2 separate regions of the Homo sapiens genome follow, and region 2 is linked to region 1. Evidence: chromatin contacts called from ENCODE Hi-C or POLR2A ChIA-PET data. All regions are on one chromosome and are shown on one strand. Each heading gives the region's core, a stretch centred on a gene start or an enhancer-like site at or near the end of the contact. The rest is flanking DNA. Distances are from core to core; before and after follow the strand shown.

What was found. Hi-C counts contacts between places; a loop is a spot of excess contacts on that map. ChIA-PET counts read pairs that join two places held with the same protein, here RNA polymerase II (POLR2A). Pooled maps may share reads with other maps.
Region 2: a map of gastrocnemius medialis shows a loop between it and region 1 (5-fold over the local background). The contact joins the promoter of PHC2-AS1 here to the promoter of AK2 in region 1. A Hi-C loop is called at or near these places in 1 of 168 maps with a recorded cell type or tissue (gastrocnemius medialis), 1 of 37 single-sample maps with no recorded cell type and 10 of 50 pooled maps. POLR2A ChIA-PET finds 5 or more read pairs at or near these places in 1 of 52 experiments (AG04450).

What each region holds. Positions count from the first base shown.
Region 1 is chr1:33,035,071-33,042,708 of GRCh38, reverse strand. AK2 (adenylate kinase 2) reads left to right here and starts at 5,826. Exons shown (of 6, transcript NM_001625.4): 1 at 5,826-5,973. The coding sequence starts at 5,881. RefSeq lists an enhancer at 5,848-6,007.
Region 2 is chr1:33,344,737-33,352,300 of GRCh38, reverse strand. PHC2-AS1 (PHC2 antisense RNA 1) reads right to left here and starts at 1,949. Exons shown (of 3, transcript NR_125978.1): 1 at 1,854-1,949. The region is part of intron 9 of PHC2 (polyhomeotic homolog 2); the gene reads left to right. RefSeq lists a silencer at 2,241-2,760 and an enhancer at 2,216-3,145.

The DNA.
Region 1 (7,638 bases), core at 4,577-7,076:
CTTTTTACTGACAAAGCTGCTTGACATATGCATTTACTGAGAGAAAAGTGGGGTTATGAATTCTGGACCCCCAAGTTAAACTTTTCCTCCTGATCCCAGGCAGTGCTAGAAAATCATCATAGCCCTCTTTTCTCTTTCTTTTTTTTTCTTTTTTTTTTTTTTTTGAGACAGAGTTTCACTCTTGTTGCCCAGGCTGGAGTGCAATGGCACAGTCTCAGTTTACGGCAACCTCCGCCTCCCGAGTTCAAACGATTCTCCTGCCTCAGCCTCCCGAGCAGCTGGGATTACAGGTGCCCGCCACCACGCCCAGCTATTTTTTTGTATTTTTAGTAGAGACAGGGGTTCACCATTTTGGCCAGGCTGGTCTCAAACTCCTGACCTTAGGTGAACCACCCACCTCAGCCTCCCAAAGTGCTGGGATTATAGGTGTGAGCCACCGTGTCCGGCCTCTTCTTTTTTTTAGATGGAGTCTCGCTCTGTCACCCAGGCTGGAGTGCAAGTGGCACAATCTCGGCTCATTGTAACCTCCACCTCCTTGGTTCAAGGGATTCTCGTGCCTCAGCCTACTGAGTAGCTGGGATTACAGGTGCCCGCCACCACGCCCAGCTAATTTTTGTATTTTTAGTAGAGATGGGGTTTCATCATGTTGGCTAGGCTGGTCTTGAACTCCTGACCTCAAATGATCCGCCCACCTCAGTCTCCCAAAGTGCTGGGATTACAAGCGTGAGCCACTGTGCCTGACCAATCATAGTCCTCTCTGGGAGGGCTAGACTGTGGGAAATGTATTAATAGAACATGGAGGAAGAGGGCAAAAAATCGTGCTTCTTAAGGGCAGGCACATTTGAAAGAGAAAAAAGGAGGAAGAGCTGAGTTGTGCTCAGTTCATTCTTCCCATACTCACTAATGAGATACAGGTTGAGTATCCCTAATCCAAAGTGCTTGGGACCAGCAGTATTTCAGATTTTGGATCATTTTCAGATTTTGGAATATTTGCATATACTTAATGAGATATCTTGGGGATGGGAACCAAGTCTAAATATAAATTCATTTATGTTTTATATAGACCTTATACACATAACCTGAAGGTAATTTTATACAATATTTTTAATAATTCTGTGCACAAAACCAAGTTTGTGTATACTGAATCATGGGAAAACAAAAGTGTCACTTAGACACCCCTCTGGAAAATCTGTGGTTGTTCGGCGTCACCATCATTCATGACTCTGAATTTATATGCTGTATCATTTTTCTTACACTTATTCACATTTATCAGTTAAAAAAAAAGACCATTAATACAGTGAAAAAGTAATGTGTTCAGGGTAAGTAAGCAGCATAGTAGCATCATCAAAATAATACCTGGAGATGCTGAAAAAACTGTGTTGTATGTCTGTGTTTTGACTGCAACCTGTCACGTGAGGTCAGGTGTGGATTTTTGTCTTTTTTCTTTTTTTTTTTTTCAGAGACAAGGTTGCTCTGTCACTCAGGCTGCAGTGCAGTGACACCATCATACCTGGCTGTAGCCTTGAACTCCTGGGCTCATGCAATCCTTCCACCTCAACCACAGTGGCACAATCATACCTGGCTGCAGCCTTGAATTCCTGGACTCAAGCAATCTTTCCACCTCAACCTCCCAAGTAGCTGGGACTACTGGAGTGCACCATCATGCCTGGCTAATTTTATTATTAGTAGAGACCAAGTCCAGGCTGGTCTCAAACTCCTGGCCTCAGGCAATTCTCCCACCTCAGCCTCCCAAAGCGCTGGGATTACAGGTGAGAGCCACCACACCACCTGTTAGTGTGGAATTTTCTTTCTTTCTTTCTTTCTTTTTTTTTGATACGGAGTCTCGCTCTGTAGCCCAGGCTGGAGTGCAGTGGCGCAATCTTGTCTCACTGCAACCTCTGCCTCCCAGGTCCTGGTTCAAGCAATTCTCCTGCCTCAGCCTCCCAAGTAGCTGGGATTACAGGCATGCGCCACCATGCCCAGCTAAGTTTTCTATTTTTAGTAGAGATGGGGTTTTGCCATGTTGGCCAGGCTCATCTCGAACTCCTGACTTCAGGTGATCCGCCCGCCTTGGCCTCCCAAAGTGTTATAGGCGTGAGCCACCACACCTGGCCTACTTATTCCTTATATCTAGATTACCCAACGCAGCCCTGGCTCCTATCACTTCCAAGGCCTGTGGTTGTACAACTGAATCCTCTCAGCGAATTTTGTTTTTGCTTGATGTAGCTAGAGTCTGTTTCTATTGCTTGTATCCAAAGAATATGTACTAGTTTCCTATGGCTGCTAGTTTCCAATTACCACAAACTTGGTGGTCTATATGAACGGAAATTTATTACCTTAAAGTTTTGGAGGTCAGGAGTTCAAAATAGGTCGTATGGGGCTAAAATCAAAATATCTTCAGGGTCATGTTCCTTTGGAGACTCTAGGGGAGAACCCATTTCCTTGCCTTTTCTGACTTCAGAGGCTACCATCATTTTGTAACTGAAAAGCAGGTTAGTTGCTCACAACATTCAGAGTCCAGTTAAAAAGAGCAAGGTCTGGGACGAAAAAATGAATTTATTTTGAAGCTAGCTTGTGGAAATGGCACGAAGCATCCTGCCTTAAATGTGCCACTTCCCTTTTGGAGCAGAAAGCGGGCCTTTTATAAGGTGGTGGGAGGAAGTAAGCAGGGGGAGGGCGTCTCCGTTAGCTCTGGTGGCTTAACTGCTGGGCAGTTGACTTAGTGCCTTCCTGGGCAGAAGTAAGTTATAAAAGTGGCCAAGTGGACACGCTTTCAACATTCCCTCTTGGTAGGTGTGAGTTCGAAGCAATCCCCCAGAGGGTAGAAGTTCCAAGGTGAAAGTTCCCTAGCGGGCATGCTTTGCTCTGTTAACTTTCCAAGAATTAGATGAACTTGCCTTGAAGGGAGTGTCTGGTGAAGAAGTTGGTAAAATTTCTTCTTTAGAAATTCAAAGAAATTCAAAGATTAAATCAGAAGTGGGAGCAGGAAGAAAGGAGAAGAGAAAATAAATTTTAAAAGGAACTGGCCGGACACGGTGGCTCACTCCTGTAATCCCAGCACTTTGGGAGGCCCGAGACAGGCGGATCACCGGAGGTCAGGAATTTGAGACCAGCCTGGCCAACATGGTGAAACCCCATCTCTACTGAAAATACAAAAGTTAGCCGGGGGTGGTAGGGGCGCCTGTAATCCCAGCTATTCACGAGGCTGAGGCAGGAGAATCTCTTGAACCCAGGAGGCGGAGGTTGCAGTGAGCAGAGATTGCACCACTGCACTCCAGCCTGGGTGACAGAGTGCGGCTCCTTCTCAAAAAAGAAAAAAAAAAGACTTAACTTGTGATTCATTACACTTCAAAGTGTATTGAATAAATCTTACACTTTGTGTCTTTATGGATAGTCTTCCTTACTTTCCCTCCTGGGAGCCCTAAGTCTTGTCACAATCACTATAGGGATTGATGGTAGAAAGGGAAGGCTGCTCCTACTCCCCTTGCCTGGTCCCTGTGCATAGAAAATTTCAATAAACTCTGGTCTTATTGGACTGAAGTGAATTTTGGCCACAGAGAGGCTTCCTGCAGCTTGTTTTCCCATCCCTCTGCCCATAAGCCCTGTAATCTCTAGGGCACCTGCTTGTCATCCTCAGTTGTTTTTGTTTTTGTTTTCAGAGTCTTGCTCTGTCACCCAGCCTGGAGTGTAGTGGTGCCATCTCAGCTCACTGCAACCTCCACCTCCCGGGTTCAAGCGATACTCCTGCCTCAGCCTCCCTAATAGCTGGGATTACAGGCATGCGCCACCACACTGGGCTAATTTTTTTGTAATTTTAGTAGAGACGGGGTTTCGCCATGTTGGCCAGGCTGGTCTCGAACTCCTGACCTCAGGTGATCTGCCCCCCCCTCAGGCTCTCAAAGTGCTGGGATTACAGGCGTGAGTCACTGGACCTGGCTCATCCTCAGTCTTAATTGTGAGTCTGCTACTGTGTGACTTTGGTCACTACGTATCTTCAGGCCTCAGCTTCCATTCTGAATAATAGACATAACAATCCTTTCTTCCTTCAATGTCATTGGGAGTATCCAACAAGATTAAGCAGGTACACTGTAAAAGTCCAGCGTGGCGATGAGAAATGAATGTTGACTTCTGTGTGGTAAGGAAGAGACCACAGCTGGGCTGGGCACAGTGGCTCACGCCTGTAATCCCAGCACTTTGGGAGGCCCAGGCGCGCGGATCACGAGGTCAGGAGATCAAGACCATCCTGACTAACACGGTGAAATCCCGTGTCTACTAAAAGTATAAAAAAAATTAGCCAGGCGTGGTGGTGGGCACCTATAGTCCCAGCTACGCAGGAGGCTGAGGCAGGAGAATGGCGTGAACCCAGGAGGTGGAGCTTGCAGTGAGCCGAGATCGCGCCACTGCACTCCAGCCTGGGCAACAGAGCGAGACCACGTCTCAAAAAAAAAAAAAAAAAGAAGAGACCACAGCTGAAGGGATAGCAAATTCATCATCAAGATGTAGAAAATGAGTTGTTAGGAGCCTGTGGGGAAACATAATCGTTTCATTACACACTCTTAACTAAAGGTCCAAAGAGGCCCTTGGAGCTGGATGAAACTTTCACACACCAAAAAGCTGTAGAAATTATTTCCCTATCCAAGAGGGTCATCTCTTTTGAGAAAAACTATCTTTTCCTGACTTTAAAAGGTTAACGTTTTTCTTAATATAAAGGTAAAACTTGTTTTAAACTTAAGTTTTTAAACTTATTAAGAATTTACCATAGAACTTTAAAAAATCTATTAAAATATACAAAGGAGAGGTGCTCCTCTAATCACACTACACAGCGGTCTACACTTGTAATAAACAAAATCGGGATTTTTTGGGGGGGGAGTGGGACGGAGTTTCACTCTTGTTGCCCAGGCTGGAGTGTAATGGCTCAATCTTGGCTCACTGTAACCTCCGCCTCCTGGGTTCAAGCAGTTCTCCTGCCTCAGCCTCCCAAGTAGCTGGGATTACAGGCATATGCCACCACTCCCAGCTAATTTTGTATTTTCAGTAGAGATGGGGTTTCATCATGTTGGTCAGGCTGGTCTCGAACTTCTGACCTCAGGTAATCCGCTCGCCATGGTCTCCCAAAGTGTGGGGATTACAGGCGTGAGCCACCGCGTCCGGCCAAAATTCGGATTTTGTTGTAACTGCAATTTTGTATCTCGCTTTGCTAACATTTTCCCGCATGATTAAATTATCTTATACAACAGGGGTATTCCAGGATACAAATTGGTTGCAATTTATTTAACCAATCTCTTATTGTTGGACATTTGGAGTATTGCCTTTATTTTATGGTTTTTCTCGGGCTTTTGGGCTAAGTGTTGCAATTAACAACTTTGTTACACGAATCTTTACTCATATCCTTGATTTTATCCATTGAATTCGTGGAAGTGGAATTGCTGGACCAAAGGGTATTTGAAACATATTACTAATTTGTCTTCTAAGAGTGATTTTACCCATTTAAACTCCCACGCGCAATTTAATAGGATTTCAATGTTGTTGCTGGTGTCGTCAACTGTCAAATGCCGAAGTATACCTTCCGGCCTGACCTCCTGTCCTCCTTCGCGTTTTCCCGCCCACTCCGCACACCCGCCACCCTTAGTACATGCTGGCCCGCCCCTTCCTTATCCCGCACCAATTCTGTCCAATCAAAAGCAAAGTTCCTCAGTATCGCCGTGCAGTTGGTAAGGTGAAGAGTCCGTCGTGCTCAGGGGCGGGCGGAACGGGCTGACGGACGCGGCTATGGGCCAGTGTGAGCGGCGAGTGGGACGTGCGTGGCGTGCGTGCGTTGACCTGGGAAGCACTGGACCTGTGAGGCGTGCGAACTGGTGGCAGTGAGAGACTTCGGCGGACATGGCTCCCAGCGTGCCAGCGGCAGAACCCGAGTATCCTAAAGGCATCCGGGCCGTGCTGCTGGGGCCTCCCGGGGCCGGTAAAGGGACCCAGGTGAGCGGCAGGACTGGGCTTGGCGGCGGAGCCTGCTGAACTCCAAGGTCAAGGCGGCCGGAGATCTAGAAGCCCTGGACCTGCCCGGAGCGGGCCGGGGACTAAGGCCTGCGGGGAACGCTGGCCGGGGTCTCGGTTCTGGTGGGGCATTTCGGAGAGGGTCCAAATTGGAGGTCGGGGCAGTCTGAGTTAGGATTGGAGTGCCCGAGGGATTCAGTGTTGAAGTGTTGGGTTAGGGAATGTGAGGGCTGATTAATTCCACTAAGGGTCTAGAGACTGGAAAGGTTTGAGGGGTAGAGTGAGCCCTGGGCCGAGGCATCTAGATTACAGGCTGAATGGAGGCAATTAGCTTTATGGCCCAGGTTACCTGCGAGTTGGAGGTGAATTGTCCAGAATCAGGGTTACATTCCAGGCACTGGAGGTCGGGAGATTTTGATAATGATTTATGACTTAGGGGGAGGGGAGGAGAAGCATCTCCAACACGTGGGGCAGAGTGAGAGGTGACATGTGCTGTGTGAGCCAGTTGAATTGAGATGGGAGGAAACCTAAGGCTCTCCCTGTTTGAAAGTTGGGGGTGAATGTGTAGAACTGGTTTATAGCCTGGAGACCCATGAGTCGCAACCTTTGAGTAGTGTCCACAATAAGGGTTGGGAGTGCTCATGGGACCTGGCTTGGAGTTAGGACCTGAGGCTACTGAAGGCTAAGCAGCTTGGGATGACGCAAATGATTTTAGATGAAAAGGAACTTGAATTTTTTTTTATTTTGTTTTTATTATTTTTGTTTGTTTGTATCTTCCTTCCCTTTGGTTTTTATTTATTTTTTCCTTTTTTTATTTTGTTGTTGTTTATAGGGAACTTGAAATTTTAACTTTATCAATCAACAGGTTAAAAAACAGGCCCAGAAAGGTCAGGTGGCTTTCCCAAATTAGTGAAATGAGTTTCATGAGCCTGAGACCTCAGGAACCATGGAGTTAGAGTCTGAAGTTACCATCTGCCCTAGCAGGCAACAGGGGCCTCACTTGGGATCTGGGCCCCTTCTAGATCTGGGACATAATGGGGCCATAGATTAGGGTTGGGATCGATGATCTCATTTCGGATTTGGAAGCCCGCAGGTTGGATTATTGATGTCCCCTTCTTGCTTGGGGTCTGGCATTGCACCTGGGGCCCTAAGCCTCTGGCTCTTGCCTGTTGTTAGGCTTCAAAGAGGGAAGTCTGAGCTCCCAAATGAAAGGGAATCTGAGGACTGCCCTGTGCCCGCTTTTCTCTTCCTAGCACTTGCCAAGTTTTAAAAATCTTGGCAAACAGACCATCTTACTCATTCTTGGTACCCCTTGTGGCACCTAGCACATTACTTGGCCCTTGATGGGGTTAGTGGAAGTGGATGAATGTCACAGATTAATGTGGGTGATAAAGAAAGAAGTTCTGGAACACTCCATTCATTCCTGTGACCTGGGCACTAAGTCAGAAAATACAGCTTTCTTTTCTCTCCACAGACTGAGATGATTCTTCTTTGGAGCTTACCTGTACCTGATCCCTTTATCCTTTATCCTCAGCGTTGTTGACATCTCTTTCCTGTTGCTGCCACACTCATTTATTGGGTAATCTGCAGCTTAGGGAAGTTTAATCTTAGACTCTGCAGACTTTTGCTGTGAGTGATCAAGTATAA
Region 2 (7,564 bases), core at 700-3,199, 310 kb before region 1:
TAAATTATATAGCATGTTTTATTTGCCTTTTACCAATTTGCTAATAGAAGTACCATATGGGACCCCACTGAGTACTCATGCCCTGTCTCCGCAACAGTGGTAATCAACATTTTTTGCTCAAGTGTTTGTAATCCAGAAACCCCTAAATGAACTGACATTTGCCTTTCTCCTCCATAAAGCTCTCAAAATTTTCTTTCTGAAATCTAATCATGGTGATATACAAACAAGCATCCTCCTCTTGAGGTCCTATCTCATGAGAGAAGTAAGCTTTACACAGTGGAAACAACTGTCAACCACCCAAGACTTAAATATCCATTCTGTGTATGTCTTTTTTTTTTTTTTTTTTTTTGAGATGCATTCTTACTCTGTCGCCCAGGCTGGAGTGCAGTGGTGTGATCTCAGCTCACTGCAATCTACACCTCCCGGGTTCAAGTGACTCTCCTGCCTCAGCCTCCCGAGTAGCTGGGATTACAGGTGCACACCACCATGCCCAGCTAATTTTTGTACTTTTAGTAGAGACAGGGTTTCGCCATGTTAGCCAGGCTGGTCTCAAACTCCTGACCTCAGGTGATCTGCCCGCCTCGGCCTCCCAAGTGCTGGGATTACAGGTGTGAGCCACTGCGCCCGGCCCATTCTGTGTATGTGTGAATGCCTGCTCTGTGCAAAGCACTGTGGGAAGGGAGGTAGCACACTGAGAAACACGGTCTGTACCCCACCTCAAGAGCTGAAGGTCTACTTGAAACGATGAAAAATGCACAGGAAAAAAATTACAATAGAAAGTAAAATGCGATAAATGCCATAGATGGATTTGAGGTAAGTCATTTAAAAGCTACAAAACAGGAAAAGTTACTGCCAACTAGAGATGTTCAGGATAGATTTCAGGGAGGACGAGGCATTGTTCTAGAGCAGAGGTTGACAAACTACAGCCCAATGGCCAAAACCATCACATTGCCAGTGTTCGTACAGCTCGCAAGCTAATAATGATTTCTACATTTTAAATTTTTTTTTGAAAAAATCAAAAGAATTCTATTTCATGATACATGAAAATTATCTGAAATTCCAATTCTAGTGCCCATAAATAAAGTTCTATTGGAACACAACCACACTCCTTCACGTACATATTGTCTGTGGTTGCTTTCCTGCGGCAACAGCAGAGATGAGTTGTTGCCACAGACCGTGTGACCTACAAAGTCTAAAATATTTACTCTCTGGTCCCTGGCAGAAAAAGTTTGCCAACTGCTGTTCTTGAGTCTGGACCTTGAAGGATAGGTAGGACCTGGACATGCAAAGTTGAGGAAAGAGCATTCCAGGAAGAACTGGTGGAACTTAAGAGAGGGAGGCAGGAAAGTGTGGGCATGTTAGGGAACAGGAGTTGAGGATACAATCCTGTGTTACCCTAGTTTATAAAACAAAATATAAGTGTAAGAAATGCAGAGGCAGAGGAGAAGGAAATATGAATATTAATGAAAAGGGGGGTTGAAAATTTGAAAAATAGAGGAGAAAGGGAGCTAAGTAAATATTCGGGGAATGTAAAATAAATGTAAACAAAGAAGATGGGATGAGGCCTGAGAGTGGAAAGGGGTGGGGGGAGAAGAAAGGCAGGCAACGAATATGAATACTAAGGAAGGCAAGAAAATGGGACCATGTTGGGAACAGAGGGAAGTCAAGAATGGAGAGAAGTGCCTGGCGTGTGTCCAGCACCTTCCTGCGCCTCGCGCTCCTGAGGGTGGGGACTGTGTCACGCTGCACGTCTCTGTACCCCCGCAGCCCCTCGCGCGCGTGCTGAATGAGTATGCTTCGCCACGACAGCGCAGGTTCACCCGGTGCGCTTGGGGAAGATAACCAACACTTACGGGACTCTGACCGTGTGCCAGGCACGGCGGGCCGCCTGAACCCACTTCCTCAATCAGCCTCAACCGCGAGCCCGAGGCCGCTCACGGAGGTGTGACCGGGGCACTCGGGCCATGACTTCCCTCTGATCCTCGGTTCCCAGTGGGAAGGAGAATGACTTGTAGGGTCGTTGTGAACAATAAGTCGGGGACAGCGCGAGCAGGGTTTGGCACGAACTGAGCTCTCGGTGACTGGTGGTCGTTAGTCTTCTGACTGACCCCCAGGCCCCTCAGGGAGTGAACGGTCCAAGGCGGGAGTCGCGGGCCGCCCCGCCAAGGAGCACTTGCACCGGCTATCAGGGCAGCCTCCTCGTGGCGTGGCGCCCGCCTCCCTAAGCTGAGCCCCGGGCGTCCCTAACCCGCCTTCCGGAGGGCGCGAGGCGGGGCTCGCCGCACAAAGGAAGCGCGCGGCCCGTGTCCGCCCCGCCCCTCCCGCGGCCCCGCCCCTCCCCGCCCCGCTCCCTCGCCCCGCCCCCGGCGGAGGCGGCCGCGGGAGCCGTCCCAGACTCGCCGCATTGTCTCCGCGGCGGCTGCAGCCCTCGAGCGCCCGCCGCGCGCGCGCGCGCAACCCCGGCCGCCGCCCGCGCTCCCGCCCCGGCCTCGCGCCCCCGTCCCGGCCTCGCGCCCCGGCCGCCCTTTGTTGACGCCGGCCAGGCCGGTGCGGTCGGATGCGCCGCGGCAGCCCCGGGCCCCGGCTCGGAGGCTCCCGGCGGAGAGGAGGCGGCCCGCCCGGGCCCGGGACCCCGCGCGAGTCGGCGCCCGGCCGAGGGGCTGCGTAGGCCCCGCCCGGCCAGGCCCAGCCGGGCCCTGGACAGGTCAGTGCCGGGGCGGGGGAGGGGTTCTCGCCAGTAGGGAGGCCGGGGGCCGCGCTCGCCGCACTGGAAGTCGGGCACCGCCCTCGGTGCCCCTAACGGCCCGGGCCTACGCGGCTGCCAGGCCGTGCCAGTCGCGGCTCTCGTCCGCGCGGCGCCTGGGAGGTGCCCTGCTCCCCAGCCTCGCTCGCCTGGGGACCCTGCGCGCCCGTCGCCCCTGGAAGCCGTGTCACCTCGGCGCGCCGCAGCTTCCGCGTCCCCAGGCCCCGCACACCCCACCCCAGCCCCAACCTAGGACCGGCCTCCCCGCCGCTGCGACTTCCCTGGGACGGACGGTGCGTTCGGGGACGAGACTGCTGGCATCTGCCGTACTTTATTGGTGGTGGACTCCCTATCTTGGAGGCGCCTGCGGCTTCGCTGGAGAGTTTTGTTTTTAATCTAGTTCAGTCTCACGAGGTTTTTAATTGGATGGAAAGGGACAAGCTGTTCTGTGTCTTTTCTTCCATTTTTAGAAGAGCGTTTTCTCTCCTTCCTATGCCAAATGAAGGTAGACTATATTTGTTGCTTCTTTACATTAAAATCGGGATTTGTGAGATTCTGTATTTAAACTGAAGTCCACAGACAGGGAAATAATTGGCCCAAGGTCAGGTTGCAAACCAGTGGCGACGCTACCATCTGAACTAAGCCCTGGGCCCCGTGTCGGATACCAGTCAGTGCCCTGCTACTGCCCACCCACCCGTCTTCCATAACCTGAACTGATCTCACCCACATACTTTCGGTTCTGAACAACTTTCCTTTCCTTCCTACTCCATACCTACGATATGTACCTTCATGTGCTGTGTACGGAACACACTCTTTTCATCTTTTTCTTCCCTTACAAATCAATGACAGCCTTCCCCTCGGATATCTCCCGTGTTTGATCTTTAATCCCCTCTCCATTAGCATATTGGGCCCAGAGGATCCCTTGCAAAATAAGCTACCTACCTAAATCCATCATATGTCCCTGATTTTTCTAGGACAGCCCCAATTTAAACTATTCCATCCCATTGTCCATCAGCCTGAGTATCTCCATTTTTGGTTTAAAAAATAATGTCACTTTGTACCACAGCCTACTGACCTGGCCTTTTCCAGCCATTTGGCTCTGGAGCATAACTGGGTAATCCAATTATCATTCACCTGGGATTTTTCTTCCCCGCCTGAGTCAACCCAAATGTTGGAACTGCCAGGATTTCTAGGTCAGCATGAACATTACAGGCTAATGAGGCAAGGAAATTCCTTCTTGCTCTTGTATTTCTTCCCACCTCCCCCACCCGCCCATCTTTTATTCTGGTACAGGGCAACAGACCTGTGGCAGACCCTATTGATTAGGATTTAGGTTTAGGTCACAAGGGATGTAGGGCTTCCCATCGTTTTGACTTTAGAACAGAAATAAAGTACCTGACTGTGTTGGTTATCGGGCAAGAGGCTGTCTTGAACCTTAAGATAACCAGCACAGCAAAGCAGTTCTGGTTTCATTCAGTTAGATTTAACATACTTTTATTTGGCTCCCATTTTAGGTAAAGTACTGCCCTAGGCACTGGGGAATATAAAAGTGATTTTAACAAATAGCTCCCAACATCTGGATCTACATTTGGGAGTATTCACCCTTTCTAACCAGCTGATAAACTGTGTTTTCCACTGGTGATTTCTCTGTACCTAAGTTCCAGCCCCTGCAAGGCGGGAACTGGGGCCTCTGGCTTGGCTCACTCACAAGGGCGGGCTTGTTTCGCAGAAGGTCGGGCAGATGGGGAGTGGTGCTCTTTTGGCACCTGCCCTTTCCAGGCACTCTTCATCACATGAGCTCTGCTTCTCAGCCCACCCAAGATCTGTTTCCAGGCTCGTCCATGCACACAGGGAAGAATAGACATCTTTTTCCTCCAGCCTGAATCTTGAGAAAGGGGGTAGTTTCTTAGTCCTTTCTGTTGTACTTGAGTCGGTTTCTCAGTTGTCCAACTATGTTTTCTCTCCTGTTTTCACCCCCTTCTTTTTTCCCCCAAACTGTTCTTTACTGACATGTGGCACAAAGGTGCTTAATGAATGTTGGTGTTTCATCATGTCCCCACCTCCTGGCCCTTTCCACTCTCTCCCAGGTCCTGGGTTAATTTTTAATTTACCTTTGTCAAGCTCACTCCATATATATTATTTACTCTTCCCTCTAAGTAAAGAAGGACCTCCAGCCCCTTTTCCTTCTGTCACAGTCATCATTCTCCTGGCTGTGGGTCTCATCATCTCATCAGCCATTGTTTCTGCATTCTCTGCCTCCTTCAGGGAAGGAGAGCCTCTTAGGAAGGCACTGTGCTGCTTCCCCTGACATACCTGCTCTGTCATTGACTTTCTAGTCTAAGCGGACTGACCCTGAGATTTCTCTTCCTGCCACCAAGCCCTTCCCTCAGCTATGACCCTGTGCCTGTTCCTTGCTCTGGCTCAGCCCCAGAATCCACTCTTTTTCAGACCACATCCTTTTTCCTGTGTTACTCATTTCCTGTCTCAGATACTTTGGATCCCTTGGTTCTGATCTTTCAGGGGGAGAGGGCATGTTAAGAGGAGTAAGTAGATGGATGATCTTACACAATTGAACTCTTCTTACCTCTGGCCTTGTATGCTCTTACATAGGCTGTCCCCTCTCTACATTTTCTTATTTAAGGAAAAACACAGAACATGATTATTGTCTCAGAATTAGGAACCCCTACTGGTGTGCTCGTAGGTGTCTTTTTGTCTACTTTTCTCTATTGTGAATGTGTAAAGGGGATGACCTCACTGCCTTAAACTCTTCCCTTAAGTCTCTGTCCTCCTTTAGGCTGTGGACCTCAGGCCAGGCGTTCAGTAACCATTTGCCAAGTAAAGTTCCCCCACCTCCTCACTTTCATCCAGCATGGATCAGCAAGCCAAAATAAAGTTAAAGTTTAAAAAACCTAGGGAATAGGTTGGTGACTCCAGTTCCTGTAATGCTGCTCATCATTAGTACGGTGTTTACCAAGAGTTTTTCCCTCTTCTTGAGTCAGTCTAAATTTATATTAAACTTCTCCCAGCTGTTCAATATTTAATCTCCAGACAGATTTAGTTCCAGCCATAGAAAGATTCTCTTCTGAAAGGACACCTACTGGAGACGAGAGTAGGGAAATGAGAATGAGGAGTCTTCATAATTGATAGTTTCTCTTTTATTCCCTTTGTTTTGTGCCATTTTGCTACTGAAAGATGATCATGATGATGACTTTCTGTGGTCAGGAGGAATCTCACAAAAGTGGTTGTAGAGAGAGGCTTTTGTGTACCCCTCAGGAGACTGTCCTGGAGTGAGGTGCCCCTCTGAGCCTGCCCACCCTCCCCACCTCCCCCCAGTCCCCAGCCCTATGGGAAAGCAGGGTGAGAACTGACTGCGTTATGCAGTCTACTCTGATGGGGACTTTGTGCCAATGACAGAAATGGCTCTCTCTTTGGGGACTTAACACCTTGTTTCATGGAACCCAAAACTGAACTACCCCTCAAGATGGGAGTCTGAACACATAGATTTATGCTTTAAATGTTTTTAGGGCATGGTTTAAACTATGAGTCACCAGTTAAAACCCTTTTTGAATATGTTTTCTGTTTTTAAAAAAAGTTGCCTATTTAAGATAACTACTTATTCACAACTCAAACAGAGGTAGGCTTCACTTGAAGCAATGACTTATTTAACATTTTTCATTTGAATTACTAGCCACATCAGAACACTGATTTGATATTTCTAAAGGTATTGAGAGGCAAACCATCTTTAATTCTGCTTTATGATGTGGATATTTTGGGAATTGTTAGGAAAATAATCAACCATTTGCATATCCAAGACATAATTATTACAAATTCTGGATTTTTCCCCATCAGTAACAAAAGTCCAGTATAAATGACATGGTCAAGAAATGGGCTCTTTTATCATAGTCAAGAATTATACAATTTAGAATTACTAGTTTTTGAAGAAAAAGTATGCTAAGGAACACAGCATATAATTTAAGTCATAAACCGTTGCTCTGAGATTCATTGTAAGACCATGTAGACCAGCATAGAAAACTTCAAGGTTTTTTTTGTTTCCTTCTCCTTCCAAATTATTTTTATAGTTAGTGAAAAAGGATATGCTTTCCTGTTCTTCCAATTTCCAAATGATATTTAGGTAAGTCCAAAAGAAGAGAACATTCTTTCTACATCTGGTAAAGACATGACTGCTGTTAAACACAGATTGCCAGTGCTCTGAGATGAATCCAGATGTTGAAGAGAGCCCCAGTTTGCTATTATGACTTTAAAACATAAGCAAATGTCTGTTTTTTTCAGATGATTGTCGTCTTAGCAGTGAAATTTATTATCATTTGTATTAAGAAGAGATGACTATTAGATGCCATGCCATAACCAACTCTTCTCCAGTAGATTAGGAGGACCAGGCCTGATACTGAATATTGGAACTGTTGGCAAGAAAATGAAAGTTCGTGACTGCTTGAGTTATTTTTAAAACTCTAGTTGCATGGCTGTTATGTCTCAAATACTATATAATTATCCCTAGTTACTGGTATCTTTAGCATATTTGAAACCATCCATATGTGACCTAAAGCCACACAGCTATATTAAGACATTTTTGAACAATCAAAGCAAATGACACTTTAAATTAAAACAAAACTAATATGAAGCAACTACTTTAAAAAAAAAAATTGGGACCAGGCACGGTGGCTCATGCCTGGGGGGCCGAGGCAGGAGGATCACTTGAGCGCAGGAGTTCGAGACCAGCCTGAGCAATATAACAAGACCTCGCCTCTACAGATAATTAAAAAAAAAAATTACCTGGGCATAGTGGCACACGCCTGTGGTCTC